Regions from separate parts of the Homo sapiens genome. Here region 1 is linked to region 2. The links are chromatin loops, found by intact Hi-C in ENCODE. Cell type or tissue: natural killer cell. All regions are shown on one strand. Links, peaks and the distances in the headings refer to the core of each region. The heading gives the core; the rest is flanking DNA. Region 1 overlaps LYST (lysosomal trafficking regulator). Region 2 overlaps LYST (lysosomal trafficking regulator).

Evidence for each region. Hi-C counts contacts between places; a loop is a spot of excess contacts. Peaks named below come from ENCODE experiments on the same cell type or tissue, not always from the same donor. Only the 100,000 strongest peaks of a DNase experiment are listed, where the experiment ranks them.
Region 1: a loop joins it to region 2, with 2.5 times the contacts of the local background. A loop is called at or near these places in 7 of 110 quality-filtered maps.

Annotation. Positions count from the first base shown.
Region 1 is chr1:235,786,710-235,797,104 of GRCh38, forward strand. LYST (lysosomal trafficking regulator) reads right to left here. Exons shown (of 53, transcript NM_000081.4): 11 at 6,794-6,903; 12 at 4,990-5,416; 13 at 1,992-2,136; 14 at 491-664. Among named protein-coding and RNA genes, the nearest start is that of MIR1537, 61 kb to the right of the region's middle. In natural killer cell, for the core only: no CTCF peak of the experiment used is centred there; no DNase peak of the experiment used is centred there.
Region 2 is chr1:235,837,505-235,847,899 of GRCh38, forward strand. All of the region lies in intron 1 of LYST (lysosomal trafficking regulator), which reads right to left. Among named protein-coding and RNA genes, the nearest start is that of MIR1537, 10 kb to the right of the region's middle. RefSeq lists an enhancer at 4,598-4,797. In natural killer cell, for the core only: a CTCF peak has its summit at 6,123 (motif pointing left); a DNase peak (open chromatin) is centred at 6,087; H3K27ac peaks cover 1,222 bases.

The DNA of each region.
Region 1 (10,395 bases), core at 1,536-9,535, 50 kb before region 2:
TATGCAGCCATAAAAAAGGATGAGTTCATGTCCTTTGTACGGACACGGATGAAGCTGGAAATCATCACTCTCAGCAAACGATCGCAAGGACAAAAAACCAAACACCGCATGTTCTCACTCATAGGTGGGAATTGAACAATGAGAACACTTGGACACAGGAAGGGAAACATCACACACTGGGGCCTGTCGTGGGGTGGGGGGAGGGGGGAGGGATAGCATAGGAGATATACCTAATGTAAATGACGAGTTAATGGGTGCAGCACACCAACATGGCACATGTATACATATGTAACAAACCTGCACATTGTGCACATGTACCCTAGAACTTAAAGTACAATAATAATAAAAAAAGAAACAACAAAAAATATAGTAAATTTTATTATAGTAAAAACCTAGAAGTTTCTGTATTCTGTTTCAGAAGCTATAATTGACTAATGAAACATAACATTGTAACTGAGATTGAGATGCATTTTCTCAAAATGCTTCCTACCTCTGTCCAGAGACCCATATGGAGATTTTCCCATGAATCCTCCTTTTCCCTTGGGGCTGCTGTAAGTAGGTGAGTACTAAATGTTGCCATTTGCTTGGGAGGAAAATATTCTCCTGTGATTCAACCTGTGCTAGTAAAACAGCTTTCATGTCATCATTTGAATCCATGCACACACTACAGAAAAAGAGAAAAGGCATAGGCTGAAAACATGAAAATTCTGACCTCAGTGTTTAACATACATATAGTAACTATAATTCTAAATAAGTAAGATTAAAAATCAGTTCTATTTTTTTTAAAGTGCTTGAAAAGTCAGTAGGTCTTCGTTTTATACCATAAGTTACTTAGTTATTCTATCATTACCTCAATTCATGAACTAAAATAGATTAGGCTCATTGGCTGGTAGTCATAATTTAGGCAATAATGTTCAGAATTCAGTTTGTAAAAAAATATATATTATTACTATTTATATAGCCATTGCCCATTTAGAAATTACAATGTATTATTTGGTTCATAGAAAAATTAATATAAATGTCTAAGTATTGGAGGTCTAATCTACTTTGTGGGATTACTGAAAGAATGAGGAGATAATGTACATAAGGCACCTAGTAATGTTTGTAACGTTTACAAAGTATATATTCCTAAATAACATACTGGTTTGTTTAGATTTGAGTTTTAGACAAATAGTATCATACTATTCATACTCAATACAAATAAAAGACCTGTATCTATACTACTTAATAAAGGAGATAGTATAAAAGGACAAGATAACAAGGAGAACCCAAGCTTATTAGGTAATCGCTATTAAATATATAATGCACATGGAAAACTTATGTCTGTTAATAACATCTTAAGACCATTACAATCTGATAGAATATTTCCATAGCATAAGACTTCAGTATTTGATCTAAAATCAAACAGAGAATTAATGTATTTTATTTACTCATTTATTTTTTGTTTTTATTTATTTATTTATTTTTTGAGACAGAGTCTCACTCTGTCACCCAGACTGGAGTGCAGTGGCGCGATCTGGGATCACTACAACCTCTGCCTCCCAGATTCAAGTGATACTCCTGCTTCAGCCTCCCAAGTAGCTGGGACTACAGGCATGCACCATCATGCCTGGCTAATTTTTGTGGTTTTTTGTTTTTTTGTTTTTATTTTTATTTTTTGTAGAGATTGGGTTTCACTATGTTGGCCAGGCTGGTCTCAAACTCCTGACCTCAGGTGATCTGCCTGCCTTGGCCTCCCAAAGTGCTGGGATTACAGGCATGAGCCACCACACCCAGCCGAGAATTAATATATTTTAGACTTTATGGATTTTTGGATAGAATAATACACTATTATAAAAGTGGTATTAATAGCTGTTAGAATGTATATATTTTTAAATGAGACTTTTTGTTTTGCTATAATGAACTTTTATTAGTAGATTTCACATTAATGTCTCTTACACAAATTATTTAAATACATTATCTATTCATGGGAGGCTGAGGATAATCAATACCGAAAGATAAGAGTGGCATTGTGGGGATCAGCCCACACTTGGATCATCAACGCTTTGGATCCCAGTGAAATTATATGAATACATCCTTCTTCTATGAGTCTTTCACCAGGATTTATGTACTCTGCACCTTCTGGTCTGTCGCTCTCTATAAGAAAAAGATGTTAGAATGATCAGTAAAATGGTTCGTAACAACTGAGTAGAAAAGTGAATTTAGAAGAATACAAAGCAAATTTGTTCATTTGTAGTAGGTTATCTACCCAGAATGTCTGAGCCTGACCTGTTCTAAACAACCATATTTTCAGAGTATAGATGTTAACTCCAAAAAAGCACGAGGGATGAAAAATGGTAATTCAGTACTTTAAAAGTTATTAGATATTAAAAAATGTATAATAACTGAGGACAATTGTGGGCGTAACCAGACCGCTATGTGACAACCTATTACAATGTGTACCAAGCTTCTTTTATCAACTATGACTTCACTGACCCTGGTCCAGGGAGCACACATCATTGTCCATGCCTCACACTACCAAAACTCATTCTAGAATTATCACAATATGGCATGATTTAAAAAAAAATATCATATTACAAATTTTAAGGAAAAACTCTAGTGTTTGAATATATTCATAATTTATATTCCCTGGTGAGTAGTTTTTGCATATAATTGCTAAGTGATTCTGAAACTCTAATGTTTCTTTAAGGCAAGCTAGGGTAAATGCTTACAGGCTTGGGCTATCTGGTTATTTATCTTGACTCCTCTTCCTCATCTTTGAAAACCCAGCACTGCCTGAAGATGTATGATGATCTACTTGTCATTATAATACATGTGACTTTATGTAAAGCTATGTTATGATATATCAAAATCCAAAATACATGTCCAAAGGCTCAGACTTTTAAAGAACACTACTGCTTATTAGACTGCATACATATTAGTTGCTATTTTTCAACAGGTAAAACCATGACCGATGTTAAAAAAATACTCCCTGTAGCGATGACAATAGTTTTAAAAAAGAAGAGTTAAGGTCACTGATTATTTTGAGGCTGCTGACCAAGATATATGATATACAGAGAACTCACATCTGATGTGAAATTTTAAAAATGTTCCATACCAAATATGAACTTCTGCAAATAAAAGAGTAGGACAAAACCAGTGTGTACCTAGGAATTATAGAGTAGTAATATTACAAATATTTAACTTAATGCTCACAACCATCTTATAAGGTAAATATATATAGGGTGACAAAATTGAGGTGCTGAGAGGTTAATTTGCCCAAAGGCACCAGTTAGTTTAGAGGTAAAAGGTATGATATCGCAGCAAAATATTCTTTATCTCTCTTCAAAACTTTTTATATATGTCTACTATTTTTAAGTGTTTATACAAAATCATCTTTCTAAAATATGTTTTCTAATATATCCTTAAAATAAAAATTAAGAAAAAACTTTCCAATATTTACTTTTCTCAGGTCACTATGTATATTTATTCATTTTATAAGAGACTGTTTACATTGAGATTGCCTCCATTAAAACATGAGAAAGCAATCTGCATAGCTTATAGTATAGTAGCAATGTTAAGGCTCTGGAATTAAAAACAGGTGGGTTTCAATTCCTTTCCATCACTTACCAGCTACATAACTTGGTCATGCTACTTAACTTCCTCTAAAAATACAGATAGTATGAGCACTTACTAACTTGTTAAGATTAAAAATGTATATAGAACCAGCTGAGCAAAGTGACACATACACAGAAAGCACTCAATGCACATTAGATAGCATAATAAATATTATCACATGTAGAGCTATCAGTTCTTAGGTGGCAAAATTCAATCCACAACAGAAAATTCTAGTGAAGGCATAGTGTCCTAAAACAGAGGTTCCACTGGATGAGAAAGATTTGTGGAATGAAGAGCTACTGAGGCCTGCATCTCCATGTACATATAAAACCCTAAACATCTGTCTCATCCAGTCATTTCATTCATTCCACAGGCCCTAAGAATTATCCTACCTACTTCACTTTCCATCACCATAAATTGCTTTTCAATGAACAGTTTTTTTTCTGCCCTAGTCATATGAGAAACAAGATGCAGTATAATAGCAATTCTTCAGTTAAAGAAGGAACTGGAATGAAATTTATTCTAATGTTGGAGAATGGCTGATGCATTTAAACATTCTGTGACAGGAACTAGGGGAGGGCCACTGAGGTAAGACATGGCATGAGAAGGAGAACTTGAAATAAAAGAGAGAAAGAAGTTTGCGACCAGCCTGACCAACAGGGAGAAACCGCTGTCTCTACTAAAAATACAAAATTAGCCGGGTGTGGTGGCTCACACCTGCAGTCCTAGCACTTTGGGAAGCTGAGGTGGGCAGATCACCTGAGGTCAGGAGTTTGAGACCAGCCTGGCCAACATGGTGAAACACCATCGCTACTAAAAATATAAAATTAGCCAGGTGTGATTGCTGGCGCCTGAATCCCAGCTATTCGGGAGGCTGAGGCAGGAGAATCGCTTGAACCTGGGAGGCGGAGGTTGCAGTGAGCCGAGATCGCGCCATTGCACTCTAGCCTGGGCAACAAGAGTGAAACTGTCTCAAAAAAAAAGAGAGAGAAAGAAAAGGAAATGGGGACTGTCTAATAGGGGCTGGGAAACAACAGAAAGAAAGGCAGCTATAAGGTTTTATCCTTTTATAACATCAGGAGCCACCCTAATCCAGTAATGGGACCAGGAGAGAAGTCACATAAGGAACTTTAGGGGCTGATGACCCCAGAAAAAGTTGTATATGTGGTGTCCCCTTCACCCCTATAAAAAACTAAAGTTTCCGTAATAGAGATTCAAGGCTTTATGACAACTCATGCTTTGATAAGTCAGGACCTACCACCACTAAGTAAGGCATTTAAGGTGAAGAACATGTTAAGAGTGTTAAGAACACTACCACATTTTTACGGCTCAAGGAAAATTATAGTCTGAAAACAATCTTTGTGTACAAATCAGATAATCCTGTCATCATACCTGTACCATCAAAACTGCTATCTGGTAAAATTAATGATTTGTTTCTTTTCTTTATCTTCTTTCCTTTTTCTGTAGTACTCTCAGCTTCATGGATACACTCCACATTAAACCACAGGGAAACACTGAAACCTTCTGATAGGTGTGGCCAGCAGTTTTGCCCCAGCAACGGCAGGTGGACTGGGGCTATGTGCCAAGATGAAAGCAGCCGATGGGGAAAACTCTCTCTATCAGCCTCTTTCTTGCTCCGTGAAACTCGTGCTCTTCTCAATAAACCCATGGCCTTACTGTTTAAAATCCCAGGATACTTTTGTGATGAAACACCGTTGCTTAAATTTGGAGCGTGCAGTAAAGGGAAGGTTAGATACTGTGAAGGGCTCATAGTAGTATCACTTTCAATAATTTTCAGAATACCCAGAAGAAGAATTTTCTAGAGAAAAAGAAAAACAAATGAAACTTTCTAATCACGTAATAAAGTACATAATAATCTTGAAATTTAGGTTATAAATGAAAATACAAACATACCCACACATATCAGCATTCCTATTTAAATACCTTCCTATCTCCCACATCTTTAAAACTTTCATTTTCTCGTAGCTGAGATAAAATATGAAACAGATTTCATTCTTTTTTTTTTAAGACAGAGTCTCACTCTGTTGCCCAGGCTGGAGTGCAGTTGCACAATCTCGGCTCACTGCAACCTCCGCCTCCCAGGTTCAGGCGATTCTCCTGCCTCAGCCTCTGGAGTAGCTGGCATTACAGGCACCCACCACCACCCCCAGCTAATTTTTGTATTTTTAGTAGAGACGAGGTTTCATCATGTTGGCCAGGCTAGTCTTGCACTCCTGACCTCAGGTGATCCACCCACCTCGGCCTCCCAAAGTGCTGGGATTACAGGCGTGAGTCACCATGCCCAGCCTTCATTCTTAAAATATGTAATCTTTTGTGGTTAATTTGTTTCATGTTTAGATTTTTTTTTTTTTTTGAGATGCAGTTTAGCTCTTGTTGCCCAGGCTGGAGTGCAATGGCATGATCTCAGCTCACTGCAACCTTTGCCTCCTGGGTTCAAGCAATTCTCCTGCCTCAGCCTCCTGAGTAGCTGGGATTACAGGTGCATGCCACCAAGCCCAGCTAATTTTTGTATTTTTAGTAGAGACGGGGTTTCATCATATTGGTCAGGCTGGTCTCGAACACCTGACCTCAGGTGATCTGCCCACCTAGGCCTCACAAAGTGCTGGGATTACAGGTATGAGCCATGGCGCCCTGCCTTAGATGTTCTCTGGAACATCCAATCCCACTACAAAGTAGCTCCAAAGTTTTCTGTCTTATTTGCTTATGCTTCTAGTCAAGGTTTCATTATAAAAATGGGTTTCCTAGCAGATAATAGTTTAAAAGACACTAAGCCACACCAATGGAAAGGGGAAGCATAGACAATAATTGAAGAGTATAGTGGATAATAACCTTTTGAAAAGGATAATCCCTAAGATGGTTGTAACTATTCATAATTAAGTTCTCTTTAGTAATTAAAATTATTCAGCTTTTCTGAAGCACAAAAACTGGGGATGGGGTGGGTAAAGAAAATATAATCTCAGCGATATGTCTGGTTAATCCAAATTGAAGTGAAATGGTTAAAATATATGCAAATAATTGAGTATTTCACACATAATAACATGAAATTGCCTATACCAACTGTCACATCAAAAGAAAGAGCTTAGTAACATTTCTAAATAATTAAAAATACATTCTATTAAAAATTGTAAGTGAAAGAATTTATCAGTGAAAAATGTAAAAATTATAGCATATTTACTGTACAAGGAGATTTCTCCAGAAATATTCTCAAAAGAAGGGTTAGCTCTTCTGAACATGTTCTTGAACTCATCAAAGATACCAAAAGATCCACCAATACTCTCTGGCATGCTAAATTAAAGAAAGAGGGAAAAAATTAAAGCTAGTACACAATTAGAGGAATAAATGAGCAATTTCACCAAAAGAGGTAAAATACTATTGTCACTTTTTGAATGGATTATAAAAAATCTAGTATAGGAATCACAAAATTTGCTGAAGAAATAGCAATATAACTAAATGTAAATCAACCAACCAACAAAAACAACAAAAACCACTTTTCTTTTTATTATTTTTATTATTATTATTATTTTAGACAGAGGCTCGCTCTGTCACCCAGGCTGGAGTGCAATGGCATGATCTCGGCTCACTGCAACCTCCACCTCCCAGGTTCAAGCAATTCTCCTGCCTCAGCCTCCCGAGGAGCTGGGACTACAGGCACGTGTCACCATGCCCAGGTAATTTTTGTATTTTTAGAAGAGACGGGGTTTCACCATGTTGGCCAGGCTGGTCTCGAACTCCTGACCTCAGGTGATCCACCTGCCTCGGCCTCCCAAAGTTCAGGGATTACAGGTGTGAGCTACCATGTCTGGCCAGCATGAGCTCACTTTTCTTGAAGATTAATTAGCTACAAGTAAACTAAGGGCATTCTTTAAAGAAACATAAATCAATATAATATTTGTTAAGCTAATGCTTCTATATCATAAAATAGTCTGCTATCTTATCTTGAAAATGTTTAAATTATATCTATCACTTTTTAAGTACGAAATTAGATGACAAGTAGTGGAAATATTAAAGATGATTTAAATACTTAAATACCACAAACTATTTAGTTTGAACATTTTCTTTATTCCATCATAGGTTTAGCATAAAACATAAATGGTGATATACAAATTCATAGAATTCTTTGGAGCAAAATAATAACTAATATTTGTAGAGCAAATTATAGTGTTCAAAGTATTTTTACATGCTTTATTTCAGCTGATCCTCACCAAAAACAAAAAACCCTAGAAAATAAATATTATCTCCACTTTGACCTGAAAGAAATAATCTTGATTTAAAACCTGAGATAAGTTTTAAAAGACTGGTAGTTTTGGAAGACCTGGAGTTTAGAGAATAGAAGCCATATTTAAGCAACATATTTTGTAGAAGCAATGAGTTGACACAGTAGCAAAATAGTACATACATCTGGAGAGACTACTTGCAATGAGACTATAAAATAGCATGGACTTTATCCTGTACATAACATGAATCCATTAAAGGTTTTTAAGTAGGAAAATAATATGATCAGTGTGTGTGCTTACTTTTTTTTTCCAGTTCAAAACTGAGAGGTTCCAGTTAAAAATGGGGAAATGGATATATACACTTGCTTCTGTGTACTACTGAAAACTCATAGCATTAAAGTACAGAATTATAAGAAGGAAGAAATCCGTAACAGCAAAAATATGTGGGGGCAGTGGGCATTGGGGCACATCTAGTAAGAGATTTAAAAATATTTCTTGAAGATGGAAAAGTAGATGTATAAGAGAAAGCTGCAACCTAGAATTCCTTTGAATTACAAAGAGGTTCAGAGCAGTAAGAAGCCGAGCTGTCCATCTAAGGTCTGGAGAGAAAGTGACAGTGCGGCCGACAATACAGGGATTAACGAAAGGTCTGTCTGTGAATATCCACCTCTCTCCTGTTTCTCAGTACAGAGCACAGATAGTTCAGTATTCACTTTTAGGTCCCAAACCTGATAACTCTTCTCTAAATAAACGAAATGGTCAGGTGTATACAGGCTTTTAGCATCATGGCTACTGAGTGTAACTGTACAGTCTGCAGACTGAACAAACTGCCTAACCAAAGGGAAAAGTAGAGACTAAAATAAAGTCTGAATGCTGTATGCCAAGCCATGCATCCTGGTTTTGGGCTGTGATGCCTGGATCAAGAAAGGGATGCCTTTTTTCTCAGTGCAAAGACACTATACGCCAGCCAAGCCCTATATGTGAAAGATGCATTTTTCTAAGGTATGCAAACTGCCATGTAGGGTAATAGTATCCCTAATGGTCCCCCAAAGCAAAGCTCTCTTCATTAGGGTGTTTGGGAAGCCCCTAATCATCCAATGGCACATTCACACAGAGCTCTTCCACATACTACCCACTCAGGAAAGAGGCCAAAATAGAAAACAAATTCACTTTCACAATATTAGAGGAAATCTCCAACAGTTTTATTAAATATAAATGGTCTAAAAAGGTTCATAAAAATATTAGAGAATTAGCAACCTAAATCAGTAAAAATAATATTTAAAAAACAAAAAAACAGACAAAACTGACCCCAGAGGAAAAAGAGATAATTTGGGGACAGAAGAAACTTTAAGATGTTTATTACTATAATCAAATATATACAAGGAGATATTATATCCTTATATGAAAAAGAAATAACCAGAAAACAATCAAAAAAGAGCTCTTAAATATTAAAATTACCGAAATAAAAAATTAAATAAAAGGTTGGGATTGAAAAAATGTCTCAAAATGTAGCACAAAAACAGTGATGTAGTCAATATGACAGGAAAGATAATCTTATCTTTGCAAGATCAATTGGGAGGCTCAAGATAACAATTAGAATACAAAAAAAGAGGAGGGAATATGGAGAGGAGAAACTTATTTTTTAAAATAATAAATCTTTATAATCCTGTATTAGATCTAAGATATGACACTAAAAGCAAAGCAATGAAAGATAGAATAGACAAATAGGACTTCATAAAAATCTTTTAAAACATGCTTCAAAGTAAACCATCAAGAAAGTTAAGAAACAGCATAAAGAATGGGAGAAAATATTTGCAAACCACATATCTGATGAGGAACTTGCATCTAGAATACATAAAAAAAACCTCTTACTATTCAATAATCAAAACATGAATCACCAGTATAAAAATGGCTGAAGGATTTGGATAGGCATTTCTCTGAAGAAATCCAAAGAAAATACGCAAATAGCTAAAAAGCACACTGCTATGGTGTAAATATCTGTCCCCTCCAAAACTCAAGTTGAAATTTGGTTGCCATTGTGGTAGTGTTAAGAGATGGGATCTTTGGGAGGTGACTGGGTCATGAGGAGTCTGCCCTCATGGGTGTGATTCATGCCCTTATGAAAGGGGGAGTTCAGCCCCCTTTTGCCTCTCTTCCTTTCTGCATTTTGCCATGTGAGGATGCAGCAAGAAGACCCTTGCCAGATGCTGGCACTTTGATCTTGGACTTTCAGTCTCCAGAACTGTGAGAAAATAAATTTCTGTTCATTACAAATCACTCAGTCTGTGGTATTCCATTATATCAGCACAAATGGGACTAAGGCACACACAAAGGTATACTTAATACATTAGCCTTCAGGGGAATACAAATCAAAACCACAATGAGATACCACTTCATATCCACCAGGATAGATATAATTAAAAAGGCATATAATAACAAGTGTTGGCAAGAATGTGAAGAAATTAGAACCCTTATACACTGATGGTAAGAATATAAAATGGTATAGCCATTTTGGACAACAGTCTGTCAATTTCTCAAATGATTAAACACAGAGTTACCATAT
Region 2 (10,395 bases), core at 1,216-9,215:
TAATCCTAGCTACTTGGGAGGATGAGGTATGAGAACTGCTTGAACCTGAAAGGGGGAGGTTGCAGTGAGCTGAGATTGAGCCACCGCATACCAGCCTGGGTAAGAGTGAGACCCTGTTTCAAAAAAAAAAAAAAAAGAATTCTGAGAAGTTAAGTTAAGTAAGATGAAGACTGGGAATTGACTGCTGGATTTAGCAACATGGAAGTTACTGACAATCTTTTCAAAGAATGGTCTTGGTGGGGTGGAAAAGAGTGGTGAGGAAATGAAGGCAAGCAATTTAAACAGCTCTTTTGAGAAGTTCTGCCACAAAGCATGCAAGGGAACGGGTGATGGCTTGAGGAGGACATGAGATAAGTGAGGTTAAAAAAAAACCTGATTAATATTATAGCTTGTTTCTAAGCTGAAACATAGTATGTTTCTCTAACAGAGAAAGGAAAATAGATGAAAAACTAGAATGAGAAGAGAGAATTCTAGGAACAATGAGTAGGCAAAACGAAGAAGACCAACATACAAGTGGAAGGAACAGTGGCAGTTCATCTAATTGAATAAGAAGAATGTCAGAGAATACGAGTATAGATGTAGGAAGATTAGTATATTTGGCAATAGGAGGACCAAGAATTTTTTTCAGGTGCTTCTATTTTCTTGGTGCAATAAACAGCAAGACTGCCAGCTGAGAGTGAGAAGTGGGAAGGAGGTGTTAAACTGATGAGTGTAACAGGGTCAAAAAACAGCAGCCCATAAGAGACTTCCTGCCAGGCTGCCAATGAGTAACTAAATCAAGATTGAGTTCCATTGTTCAATAACTATACCCATACTATAATCCAACTCTCCTTCATGTTCCCAAGTATAGAATGGTGGACTGTCAAATACTCCATGGGAATCTAGATATATTACAGCTGCAGCATTCTCCTAATCTGTAAATGTAGACTCTATAGGTAGAAACTGGGTTATCTGGAATGAATTCTTAGAAAGCCTACATAGCCTTTATTGCTCATCTTTTCTTTAAGTATAATATTTGAAAATCTTTAAAAATGATCTCTAGAGTCTTTTGTGGAAGTAACATCAAGTTTACAAAAATCTATGGAAGCTACATTTTTTTAAATTTTAGAACATTATTCCTCCACAGGCTTCTACAAGTTTTCACATTTCACTATAATTACTCAAAGATTATTAGTTGAGCAATGACATTAACAAATGTTCTCAGAATCTGACCGTGAGATGTGAATTCATTTTAGAGCATCCAGAGTTCTGATACAATCTCCTCCCCAATCTTGGGCTTCAATTTTCTCCTCTTATTTTTCTCACTTGTACCCTTCTTAGTCTGTGTGTAGATCATTCTCCATGTCAGAGAAGAGAAGAAAGCTAAGAAATTTCATTTGTTCTCTGTATCTGATTATTGGGTCCATTTGTTGGTAAGAATCTATTATTTATTTGTCATACTCATTCTCTCTCTCTCCCCCTACTGCCCTATCCCCCACCCCTGCGCCCTTTCTTTCTTTTTGTAGAGACAGGGTCTCACCATGTTGTCCAGGCTGGTCTCGAACTTCTGGGCTCAAGTGAACCTCCCGCCTTGACTTCCCAAAGTGTTGGGATTACAGGCGTGAGCCACTGCACCTGGCCTCATTTTCGTTCTCTACATATAAAATGTAAAAGGTCAGCCCAACTTTTTCAAAATCTTAGCTCATTATTCTACCAGGACTGTGTTCCTATTCTATAGGTTTTATATGTGTGGGTGTATGTGTGCATATATATATATACAGTTTTTTTTTTGAGACAGAATCTCGCTCTGTCGCCCAGGATGGAGTGCAGTGGCATGATCTCAGCTCACTGCAACCTCCACCTCCCAGGTTCAAGTTGGCCAGGCTGATCTCAAACTCCTGACCTCAGGTAATCCGCCCACCTCCACCCTTCCAAAGTGCTGGGATTACAGGCGTGATCCACTGCACACGACCATTTGGTTTCATATCCTTCTTTCTTTCTTGTGCACATTATTTAAAAATCAGTTCATGCTGGGCATGGTGGCTCATGCATGTAATCTCAGCACTTTGGGAGGCCAAGGTGGGTGGATCACCTGAGATTGGGAGTTCGAGACCAGCCTGGCCAACACGGAGAACCCCCCCCACCACGCCCCATCTCTACTAAAAATACAAAAATTAGCCATGTGCGGTGGCACCGCCTATAGTCCCAGTAACTCAGGAGGCTAAGGCAGGAGAATTGCTTGAACCTGGGAGAGAAGGTTGCAGTGAACTGAGATCGCGCCACTACACACCAGCCTGGGCGACAGAGCGAGACTCTGTCTCAAAAAATAAAATAAAATGAAATAAAATAAAATAAAATAAAATAATAAATAAATAAATAAAATAAATCATCAGTTCATGTGGCCATGTTCCCTCTCCCTTTCCTTCACATATTATTTCCAATTGTTCAGTAGAGATACTGCCTATTATCACCTTGTAACCACTTTCCCTTCAAGAGACTATCTCTGGCATCTTACCTACCTTTTCTTCGAATTTTAGGAACTCTGTACTCCAATTCTCTATATTCCGGCTTTGTTCCATATTCCTCTTCCTGCTTATTAGTCTGCCAGCTATCATTTACAAAACAACCACTTTGTATCAGACACTAAGAACATAAAGTAATTCCAGTCTCTGCCCTCAAGAAGATTACATTACGGTGGCAAAGGCAAATCAATATATAGGGTACTATGTACTGCTAAGGGGCACTTAACCCAATTTGAGTGGCCAGGGAAGCTTCATGAAGAATAAATTGAAGTTGTACAGGTAAAGGGAGAAAAGAAGGGAAGAAAAGCATTAGAGATGGAAACAGCAGCTCAAGTTGTCACTGAAGAAATTACAGTAAGTTTGGTATCACAACTACAAAATGAGAAACAGGAAAAGTGAGGATGGAGGGAGTGGCTGGCAAAGACCAGATGGTGAAAGGCTTTTGTACACTATGCTAAGAACCTTGGGCTTTAATCTATTGGCTAGTGAGTCTTATCAGAATCACCTATAGAGTTTGTCTAGGCCCCATGATCAGAGAACCTAATCTGCTAAACCCACAGCAAGACCTAAACATCGGTATTTTTAACAAGCTTCATAGGTGATTCTAATGAACAGTCAGGGCTGAGACTCACTGCTACAGGTGACAGGAAGCCCATGAATTATTTTGAACATGTGAGTGGCATGGTCAATCTTGAACACATAGGTCATTCTAGTGGCAATGTGGAAGACACATTTTATGGAGAAAACTCTAGCTGCATGAAAACCAATTTGGAGACTGGCGTCATACTCCAAGCAAATGGTAAGGATATTTTTTTCTAAAGCAACAGTAGAATAATATAATTTTATTAAATATCCAAGAATTAAAATGAGCACAATTTTGGTGATTAATTGGATGGAGAAGTGAGTGGTAAGGGAGGGATCAGGACAACTCTCTGAATACTGGCTTGGTTAACTGGATAAATGGTACTGTCACCTGCGAAGAACACACAAGAAGAACTGAGGCACGTGTGCAGAGTCTGCTGTCAGGGCAAAACCACTCCACACCAGGTGAGCTGAGTCCTCTGTCTATTAGGCCAGTGACTAACTTCTTTACAGTGACTACTGAGACTAAATCCACCATGCCTTTCATTCCAATTTCAGCAATGCTCAAAATGTATACCTTCTCAACAACTATCCTTAACTCCATCTCATGGTTTCCAATACCAGACCGAATAAGGAAATAGCAAGTATAGACTCTCCTGAGAAGGCAGGATTAGAAAAGAAAAACAGAAAATAGAGAGGAGCTGGAGAAGGAGGCATAGGTTAAGGAATTTTTTTTTTCAAGTATTTGTATTTTTTAAAGAATTGGAAGAACCGTATTTTTAGGCTATAAGAAATAAGAGGTGGTGCGGCGTGGCCAGCCATCTCCTATCAGCTCTGATTGTGTGTACTTCTTCCCAGCATCACTGGCACCATGTTGGTAGCTTAAAATCATCATGGTGAGAGTATTTCCATCATGGAAATGGGCAAATGCTACACATTAGGGTCTTTTTTGTTTCTTTCTCCAGGAGAGCCACTTTACTAGCATACCACTGCAGCCAGCACAAGGGAAGATACTGAAGACAGGGGCAAGAGAACGAATGAATGAAGGACAAAATTCATGGAGAAAATAAGTGTGGATTGGATCAAGGGTATAGGTGAAGAGGTTAGGCTGGGGCGGGGAAGCAGGAGGGGACACATCATCCTCTGAGGCTGAGGGAAAGGAGGTAAGGAGAATTGCAGATATAGAAAACAGGTGGAAGGCCAGAAACTGAGGGAGCTCAAGAATGACTGGCTCAATTTTTTCATTCAAGTAATAGGCAAAGTTGTCTGCTTAAAGAAGAGAGTCTAGAGATTGGGGGCTAAAGGCTAAGTAATTTAGAATAATTATTGGAAGAATAGTCAAATGGGGGAAAGTAGTGATGACAGACAAAATAATTTACTGGTTGGCTACTAGCTTAGCAGAGGTGGAAAACCATGAATTTCTGGTGGTATGGATTTTTTCAGCTATTTCAGATTCACCAGCAGGATTCAGCTGCTTGGGTCTAATAATAGACAGTGCAGACTGTTATCACTGATCTGGAAATGGGAGTTTTGGTGGGTGGAGGCAGCAGAAGCATAAGTGAAGGGGACCCAAGGGTATGGGTGGAAGAACAGTCCTTATGGCCAAAAATGAGACACAGACTGGGTAGGAAAAAGAAAGAGGCCAGGAAAATAAATGTTGATAGACAAGCAGAAAATCCAGGCAATCAAGGAAGTGTGGATCTCTACCAGACTGAAGAGTACACAATGTGGGAATGAAGATGTTAGAATTTTTAGATTTCTGAAACAAGCGGTCCCAGATGACAACATCCACAGTGTGGCCCTGCAAGCAGATGTCTAAAGTGAAGTGAAAGTTAAGGTCCTTGCAGTTAAGTAACCATGAAGCTAGTATTTTTGGACAACAGATCATTGTAAGTTCTTAAAATGAAAGCCCTATAATGACAGAGATTTTGTCTGTTGTATTCACTGCTAAATCTCTAGCATCTAGAACAGAACACAGCTAACAGCAGGCATTCGATTCTACTCATTTGCCGAATGAATGGCGTGGCCTCTCTCTCAGGATTTTCATTAGGTTAACTTGTCTAATTAAGCCCCTCGTAGTCAAGTTAGGTCAAAGATAGACTCAAGAGTACTGGTTCCCTGGATTATTTCCTTTACCTTCTGGAAATGAAATGGTCACTAAAGTCAGTCAACAGTGGCTCTGCTTTCATTGAATGAGACTTCCTGCAGACATCTGGATAGTTAACTTTGATATCTTAGCTCTGTTCCAGTTCTGTGATTAATTTCCACAACTTATTATCCACCTAAAAGATTACAGAATTAAGCTATCACCCTCAGTCTTGTGGATTTTCATGCATTTATCTTCTTGACACAGAGAACTACTACACCCGCCCCTCACAGCAAGTCATGACCACATATATTCTTCACTTTTAGGGCAGCTCCTCATATAATGGCATTTTTAGATGCCTTGTCATGTCTGTGTTCTAGACAATGCTACCAAGGACATTACATGTACCACTGAAAATAAAATCTCAAGCTCAACAACAGGGCAAGAAATGGTCCCTAGGTGGCTGAGTTTCCTTTTCAATAAATATCAAATAGCCAGTGGCCACAGTGATAAGAAGGGAAAGGGGTCCATTGTGCTACAGTTCCCTTTTTCATAAATTCATTAATTCCAATATTTATTTATTAAGTAAATATTTTAATAGATATTTATTAATATGCTCCAGCTCATTCTATTTTCACTATTTATGAATCTGTTCTGAATAGTGGGATATACATACAGTAGGCATCATGACAGTAGTGAAATAGGACCCAGAAGCCGCAGATCAGGAATCTAGCAATTACTAGCTAGTCACACAGAGCTGTGTGAAGTTTGGCTGCCTCTTCCATAAACTACCCCACAGAGTTGCTATGTGGAGCCTAAGAAATTATATAACCTCAGTAAACATTGTTGACAAATTTTATAGCTCTATGTAAATGCTCAGTACTAGCTGCACACCTTATGACAGACAGTGCCATCTGAAGGAAGAAAAAGATCACTGCAAGCTTTCCTCAGATCAGTGTGAGGAAAATGATGTTCTGTTTCATAACGCTATTTCCAGGGAAGCACTGAAAAAAAAAATAGGAAGTCCCTGTATTTTCTGCTTTTTCCTTGTCTTGTGGCTTCCACAAGAAAAAAAAGAAGTAAAAGGAAAAAACAACAAAAAAGGTTATAATAATGATATTTATTCTTATAGGTTGATTAGAAAGCATACTTTTTCCTCATCAAACAGTAACACCCAAAAGACTTGTTAGTCTTTCACCAAATGCCAAAAAATCCTGGAAAATTCCCTTTTAAAGTAACACTACGTGCTTGCCTAATTTTCTCAATTCAATAGTATTAGAGAAGTTGCCATTGGAAAGACTTTTTTTCAAAAATGTTATGTGCCAAAGAGGAGACTGTGATAAATCAGGGTTATTTTAAGAATTAGGCAAAATAATGTACAGAATAATAAGTGCCCAATAAATTCTGTTAAATCAAAATCTGCCATGATTTGAAGCAGCCTTCTTGAAAATAAAGGTTAGTTTATATGGATTTAACTATTCTAAATCCCAGCTCTCCAGAGTTTAATATATATTGATAGATTGATTAGCAACTTTCTCAAAGATCTCATATAGTCTTTACAACACATCAGTAAAAATAAAAAATCTTTATGAGAAAAAAAGATAACACCATTTATATCATTTCATAAATGACATGAATAAAGGAATAAACATGAATAACTTAGAATCTTATGTTGTCATAATGGCAGAAATTTTAGATATCATATTCTCTAACCCCACATTCTACAGTTGAGAAAAACTGAGGCCTACAGGTCCAAGGTCACAGAAATGATTAGTCACTGGACTCTACTATCCCAGTTGTCTTGGAGTTACATATGTTTTGGGGGGTAATTAACTAAAACTGAAATAAGCAAGTTTAGAAGATACATAGCCTTTCTTCTTCTGTCGATTAGAAATTAGACAACAGGCAAAGGCGTTTCCCTAACACTAAATACTACCTCTAAATGGTATCCAGAACCTTTACTCAAGTCCACTGGATTGTAATACATACACCTGGAAACAAGATTTTTAAACCTCTCTCTACAAACTTTTTAGACTACAACACAGAACTATATGTCTGAAATGCAGGACACTGGTGGGGGGAAGGGGACCAAAGAGGGGGAGGGGGAAACTGCACTTGTTCAGATTAATATAATTCTCTTTAAAGAATAAGCCAGTTAAAACATATCAGTTGAACTGTACAATATTTAAGCAAGAAAATATCTGTTAATCTAAGCTTTACTGTGTAACTTTTTAGTCAATACTAGATGTGTTAAGCAATAACCATCAGAATGATTCCTAACTAAAGAGAGGAGCTCCTGGGATCATGGCGAAGGGAGGCAGGACTAGATTGCAGCTCTGGACAGAGCAGCATGTGGTGGCTTGCATTGTGAATTTGAGCTCCAGATCCACTGCAAGAACAAACCAGCAATCCCGAGAGGACCCACAGACCCTCTGAAGGAAGCGGATTGCTCCTGCAGGCCCCAGGAGACCCCCAAATACTGTGAGTGCCCCAACTGTGCAAGTGGGAAAGGGAGACCCTCCTCTCCTGAACACACACCCCCACTGGAGAAGCTGAAGGTCTGTTTGCTGGAGAAGTTTCTGACCTTACCTGAGCTGAATCAAGTTAGAGAGCCAAGCCTAGTGAATTACAGGGGTAGAGAATGCAGCAGAAAGGCCCTGGGAGCTCCCTGGGTCCTTAAGTAGCCCATTCCTGCCTGGCACCACAAGGATCCATTGGGAGGGTGGCTAGAGGAGCAGGGGGTAAAACCCCACAGGGAAAGGAATTCTCTAGCCTAACTTTCTAACAATTTGAACGCGGTGAGAAGCCTGCTGGCCAGAACTCCGGGGAGGGTGCAAATCCAGCTCGCAGACTTCACAGGTGGAAGGAAGAACTAAAGCCCTTTTCTTTCGTAGCTGAGAGGTGGATAGCCTCGGGGAAGTTTTCAAGCCCATCTAGCCCTCAGCCTGGAAACAGACTCCCGGCAGTTAGGGGGGACACGGTGGGAGTGAGAGTGGCCCTTCTGTTTGCGTGGGAGCTGGGTGAGGGCTCCGACTGCTGGCTTTCCCCCACTTCCCTGACAACCTTCATGACTCAGCAGAGGCAGCCATAATCCTCCTAAGTACACAACTCCAGTAAACTGGGAATCTCACCCCCAATTCCCCACAGCAGCCCCAGCACGACCCAACCAAGGAGCTGCTGAGCTCATACACACCTAGCCCCACCCCCACCTGATGGTCCTTCCCTATCCACCCTGGTAGCAAAAGACAAAGGGCATTTAATCTTGGGAGTTCTAGGGCCCTGCCCACCGCATATCTTTCTCTGTACTACTACAGCTGATGCTTTCTGGAAAGCGCCACCTCCTGGCAGGAGGCCAACCAGCACAAAAATAGAGCATTAAAACATGGCCAACCAGTACAAAAATAGAGCATTAAACCACCAAAGCTAAGGACCCTCACGGAGTCCACTGCACCCTCCACCACCTGCACCAGAAAAGGCGCTGGTATCCATGGCTGAGAGACCCATAGATGGTTCACATCACAGGACTCTGTGTAGACAACCCCCAGTACCGGCCTGGAGCCAGGGAGACTCGCTGGGTGGCTAGACCCAGAAGAGAGACAACAATCACTGCAGTTCGGCTCACAGGAAGCCACATCCATAGGAAAAGGAGGAGTATACTACATCAAGGGAACACCCCGTGGGACAAAAGAATCTGAACAACAGTCTTCAGCCCTAGACCTTCCCTCTGACAGAGCCTACCCAAATGAGAAGGAACCAGAAAACCAACCCTGGTAATATGACAAAACAAGGCTCTTCAACACCCCCCCAAAATTTCTCTAGTTCACCAGCAATAGATCCAAACCAAGAAGAAATCCCTGATTTACCTGACAAAGAATTCAGGAGGTTAGATATTAAGCTAATCAGGGAGGGACCAGAGAAAGGTGAAGCCCAGTGCAAGGAAATCCAAAAAATGATATAAGAAGTGAAGGGAGAAATATTCAAAGAAATAGATAGCATAAAGAAAAAAAACAATAAAAAATTCAGGAAACTTTGGACACACTTTTAGAAATGCAAAATGCTCTGGAAAGTCTCAGCGATAGAACTAAACAAGTAGAAGAAAGAAATTCAGAGCTCGAAGACAAGGTCTTCGAATTAACCCAATCCAACAAAGACAAAGAAAAAAGAATACGAAAATATGAACAAAGCCTCCAAGAAGTCTGGGATTATGTTAAATGACCACACCTAAGAATAATCAGTGTTCCTGAGGAAGAAGAGAATTCTAAAAGCTTGGAAAACATATCTGGGTGGATAATTGAGGAAAACTTCCCTGGCCTTGCTAGAGACGTAGACATCCAAATACAGAAGCATAAAGATCACCTGGGAAATTCATCTCAAAAAGATCTTCGCGTAGGCACATTGTCATGAGGTTATCCAAAGTTAAGATGAAGGAAAGAATTTTAAGAGCTGTGAAACAGTAGTACCAGGTAGCCTATAAAAGAAAACCTATCAGATTAACAGCAGATTTCTCAGCAGAAACCCTATAAGCTAGAAGGGATTGGGGCCCTAACTTCAGACTCCTCAAACAAAACAATTATCAGCCAAGAATTTTGTATCCAGCAAAATTAAGCATCATATATGAAGGAAAGATACAGTCTTTTTCAGACAAACACATGCTGAGAGAATTCGCCATCACCAAGCCACCACTAGAAGAACTGCTAAAAGGAGCTCCAAGTCTTGAAACAAATCCTGGAAACACATCAAAACAGAACCTCTTCAAAGCATAAATCACACAGGGCCTATAGAACAAAAATGCAAGTTAAAAAGCAAAAACAAAACAACAACAAACAAAAGTACAGAGGCAACAAGGAGCATGATGAATGGAACCATACCGCACATTTCAATGCTAAAATTGAATGTAAATGGCCTAAATGCTCCACTTAAAAGATACAGAACCACAGAATGGATAAGAATTCACCAATCAACTATCTATTGCCTTCAGGATACTCACCTAACACATAAGCACTCACATACGGTAAAGGGGTGGGAAAAGGCATTTCATGCAAATGGACACCAAAAGCCAGCAAGGTATTCTTACATCAGACAAAACAAACTTTAAAGCAACAGCAGTTAAAAGAGACAAAGAGGGACATTATATAATGGTAAAAGGCCTTGTCCAACAGGAAGATATCACAATCCTAAACATATATGCACTTAACACTGGAGCTCCCAAATTTATAAAACAATTAC